Linked DNA regions of Homo sapiens: region 2 is linked to region 1. The links are chromatin loops, found by intact Hi-C in ENCODE. Cell type or tissue: Panc1. All regions are shown on one strand.

Region 1 (2,500 bases):
GCCTTCCTCCTATGAACAATAATACTGAAACATTTGCCTGGCCCCTCTTTGTGGAGACAGTGCTGTCAAATTGATATGGACAGGAGGCAGGGAAATACTGGGTAGAAGAGGGTGGTCCCTAGGTAAAGGCCCCAACCTCAAGCCTGGAAACCTGTGGCCCTAAATGGAACAAACATTCCTGTTTTTGTGCCCAAATGTTGCCTTTTGGCCTGCTACACCCCCCATCCTGTACCCATATAAACCCCAAACCCCAGGCTCCACAAGCGGATGAGCAGACAAGCAGCAGAGCAGAGAAGCAGAAGAGTGGCAGAACAGTGCAGCAGAGAAGGAGAGAAGAGAAGGAGCATCTGAACATTGAGAGGAGTTTGGCTGGGGATGGTCAGAGAGGAGATCCAAGGGATGGCCAAACTCCAGGAGAAGATCATCTTTCCACTGTATCCCCTTTCCAGCTCCCCATCCATCCTGCTGAGAGCCACCTCCATCTCACAAAAAAATCCCCCACATTTACCATCATTTAATTCATCCACGTGTCCCTGATTCTTCCTGGATGCCCAACAAGAACCTGGGTACCAAGAGGGCACTAAGCTGGTTAACACTTAAGCCATCTGCGGATGGCAGAACTAAAAGTGCATTGTAACATGCCCACTGGGGCTTCAGGAGTGTCAGGTACCACCCACCCCAGGTGCTACAATGTGGACAGAGCCCAAAAGTGCTTGCCCTGGTTCCTGCACCTGCCCGTCTGCATGCTCCCCCTCCTGTAAGGTGTTTGAGTGCATGGTGGCCAAACAGACCAGCCACACCCCTGCTGCACGTACTGTGAGGGGGATCAGGTAATGCTCTCACTTCAAAATCTCGACATTTGGAGAATACGTTATTTTCCTTAGTAGTCATCCTTTTCAAGTGATCTTTTCAATAATGTAGACGTGATACAGCCATTAAAAAAGCTAGGCCAACTAACCACTACATTTTGCCTGTTTGATCCTCACATTGGTTATCAAATCTTCACATGGCAACTTTCCCTCTTTTTCTTCACTGCGAATAATTTAGGTTTTAAGAACTCTCAATTATCCTTTACAATGTGAATTCTCAATATACAAATAATAAACTGAAAAGGTTACCTTAGAATTTCTTTGAACTTCATGTGCCCTGTAAATAGCTTTGCTTAAAATGTAACCCAGTTTGTACCATCACTAGAAAATCCCTGGGTAAAAATGTAAAAATCCTAGCAATGTTTAAAAGTCAAGGACAAGGTATTACATATTCAGAAGAAGCTATGTTTTTATTATCAGAAAGAGTGATTCATTATTTAAGGGTTGTTCTCGTGTTTATCTGATTTTTTTTTTGTTCAGTGTTTCCATCCTTAAACATTATTTTATTCATCATTAAAACAATACATTTATTCATAAAGTATATTACATTCACAATGAAAGAATTTGTACCTTGTCCTCCATAAGCAAGTCAAGTGCAATTTTTAGAGCTTATGTTCTTAGAAGATGAACAGTAAGCCAATCTTAGTTATTTTCAAAAATATACTGGCAATGGTGTAGTGTTATGCATTTTGAGCAGGATTACCTAGTTAATAATTCTATATTACTCAATATAGCCACTAGATAGCAGTATAAGTCTTTGGAGTCTGATATAAAATACACATAGATAATTTTACAATTATATGTTTGATAATAGCTTGCACTTAATCTCACCAAAAGAAGAAATCTAAGGTGAAAAATTAATGCTTAAAGTCTAAAGTATTTCTGAGATGTGTTCTACTTTGATTTGGTATTTTTCTTCTTGAAATTAAACAATAACCTGGAAGTTAATTTTAACTTGATAATTACCTCAATTGATTTTATTATTCATTAAATACAAAAACATTATATAATTATTACTAAGTATGATACACAACATCAGAAAAATTTGAGATTATTGTTTAATATACATTATATTTTCAATAGTATCATTAAGTTATGTTAATGAAAATATATTGCTCTTTCAAAAATGTGAGTAGGCTTGTTTCAAATAAATTTTTAACGTACACATATATCGAAACAAAATGTAATGGTTTAGACTTTTGATCCTGTTGTGGATGAAGCTCACATTCTCCAAATCTCATAGAAACAACAAAGGAAACAAACATGAGAAGAATCTATAGCATTGTTGGAAAACATAAAAGGATGTTATTAATGAGACAGAAGCATTGGTGAATTTTTGGAAGGTATAAAGTAGAGGTACTTCAGTGGAAATAATTTTAAAACAAAATAAAATAAAATGCATATATGTGTTCTAAAAAATCCAAGATAGGCAAAGAAACAGAGAAGGAGATGAACCAATTTTTCCAATGACAAAGCTTAGTGTGGGAATAGGAATGGGAAGTATGGTAACTAATGAGATTTAGAGACCTGAAACTGTGTTTATACACAGCCTCATGCAATAAGACCAGCTGTCTGCAGTGTTTACTTACAGATTAAAGCTGGCAAAAATGCACTTTACATTAAGTGCATGA
Region 2 (2,500 bases), 230 kb after region 1:
AGTGCTGAGATTTCAGGCCAATTTTTGTTTAAAAGTTTGTAACAGAGGAAAGTACACTCTTAGAGCAAAAAATTTTGAAGATATTGGCCAAGATATTACACTCACATTTTGGTTCATCAGCTGTACTGGAGGGGATCAAAACTCAGGTTCTGCCCAATATGCAGAGTCTTAGACAGAACCTCCCTACATTAGTGGGAAGTAAGGGTTATAGCCTTAGTAAAAGATCAAACCAGATCTAAACATGCCTATTGTCCAAACCCTAGGAGACCATAGGAAAGTCTGCCTGGGACTGAGTAGTGCAGAAGAAGTAAAATAAAAGAGAAAAGAAATATGTTTCTGAGACATTATGACCATAGAACAATGATGCAATGAACTTTCACTCCAGCTATGTAATTTGGTCCATTCAAAGAACTTCAGTCAATGTGACTTCTCAATTCTGGCTCCTTCTGTGTTAAAGTTACTGCCCAAGTAATGTAGGCATGGGATTCCAGTAACTAAATTAGGATGCTGGACTCGCCATCCCTGGGAAACTTGAATATACATTTCCCTGATCGCTGCAGGCCAGATGGAGTAGCTAATGTCTCTTTGTTAGAGGCAGGCAGTCAAAAAGTTATATTTAATTTTGCTGGGAAATATATGGAATTAAAAAACAGTTAAATGTGGTTATATATTTAAAAAGACATCACATAGTCTGGCAGAAGAAATTTAAGTACTGCAACATCACAACCAGCATGCCAGAAATCCACAAAAGGTCTATGTCATGTGAGCTTGACCGTAGTTCTCTGAGGCGGACAGAAATCAAGGTTATGTGCTACTCTTATCTTTAAGTTTTTTCCCCTTCTAATCTTGTACACACACACACACACACACACACACACACACACACACACACAGTCTAAATCTGTAGGAAATAAGTCATATATATCTGAAACTATCTCACCAGAAAAGCTGGTAAGTTCAAGGTCAAGGTCTTCCCTTCTTTCAGGGCTATGTTTAGTCATGTCCAGGAAAGAACAAAGAGTTCATAGTTTTATTTTGTTTTGTTTTCAGAAATTTGTTTGAAAAAAAGAGTAGAAAGGCTAAATGTTATACTGCATGATAGTAGTACATGGAAGGAAGACTAAACCAAGGAGATGATGATGATGTTTACACTTTTTAAAATTCCTAGCAATTCCGTCTGTAACTAACTTTAAGTGAAATATAATTACATGTAAGGGAACAGTCATAAGGGTTTAAATCGATCTTTTGAAACAAACTGATCACCCAAATCAGACTGTAGTCTCTTCTCAATAGAGATTGATTACATTCTAGATTTGGGATTATTGACACAACCAGAATAATTATAAGAGCTATGTGTGATTGTGTTACATGATCAGGTAGAATTCTTTGACCTTGAAGATGTCACTCAAGGTCTTTGGAACCCAGTTTCCCCAAGTATAAAATGATTATTTTGTCAAAATGATTTATAAAATCCTTTCAAGCTCCAATATTTTAGGTTTTTTGAAACTCTGATTCAAAATGTATTTTATTATTAAAATCAAAAAGGAAAGAGCAAGTTGCAACATTATTGTGCAATTATATTTAGAATTAATTTTTATGCTTTTCATGATCTGCACCATAAACTTTAAACTCACTTGAAGTCCCCACATGCTGTAGTTCCAACTCATTTTTGCCTCCTCCAAGCCTCAGGTGGTTATATATTAGAGAATGGTCGCTCTTCATTCTGCAGATGTGGCGGTACCCTACACTGTTTCTTTCTTCAAATTTCTTATTTTCTTTCTCCTTCTTTTGAATGACTTTTATCCCATACTCACGTGAATGTTGAACATCTTTTCTTTAAAGTTTAGGTCAAATGTCAACTGCTTCATGAAACCTGCCCTGGAGACTCAGGCAGAAATGGTGTTTCTTTAATCAGTGCTGAGTGACTACTACCAATCTTCATTTAAAGTGTAACTCATCTTGTTGTCCTGCAGTATTTATATGTTACCCTCTCAACGAAAAAGGAAATTCTCTTAAGAACAATATCATGTGTTAGGCATGTGATATCCCCCCTAACGTCAGTCTTCTCACCCCCTAATGCCTAGGAACTAGAGGACATTCTCCTAGAATTTGACTGGTAGTGATCTTCAGGGAGATAAAGAAAGTTGAGAAAGCTCAATACAGTTTTACCTAATGTACACTTATGAGGTAAATTCCAGGACTAGTTATGGGATGATAGATTTAACTCAATCTTTTACTGGATTGCATGATCAACTCTCAACTGCTTCCAGGTGGTGCCTCACTGGATGACTCATAACTAGCCATTTTTCCAACCCAGAATTATGTCCATATTCCTTTGGGTATCTTCAGAAAGTCACATTTTCAGGTAAACTAATATGACATGCACTTAACCAACCTAAAATAGCTTTGGAAAGAAGAGCAAAGAGCATGCATAAAATAGAATTTGTAGTAAAGGAAATTCTGGCTTCATTAAAGACAAAAGGGAATTCTAAGACATGAA

The links. Hi-C counts contacts between places; a loop is a spot of excess contacts. Peaks named below come from ENCODE experiments on the same cell type or tissue, not always from the same donor. Only the 100,000 strongest peaks of a DNase experiment are listed, where the experiment ranks them.
Region 2: it touches region 1 in a loop (2.5-fold over the local background); 10 of 110 quality-filtered maps call a loop at or near these places.

Annotation. Positions count from the first base shown.
Region 1 is chr7:80,047,166-80,049,665 of GRCh38, reverse strand. No RefSeq gene overlaps it. Among named protein-coding and RNA genes, the nearest start is that of GNAI1, 86 kb to the left of the region's middle. In Panc1, a CTCF peak has its summit at 1,545; no DNase peak of the experiment used is centred here; H3K27ac peaks cover 1,037 bases.
Region 2 is chr7:79,813,668-79,816,167 of GRCh38, reverse strand. The region is part of intron 2 of LOC105375371 (a long non-coding RNA gene); the gene reads right to left. Among named protein-coding and RNA genes, the nearest start is that of GNAI1, 320 kb to the left of the region's middle. In Panc1, no CTCF peak of the experiment used is centred here; no DNase peak of the experiment used is centred here.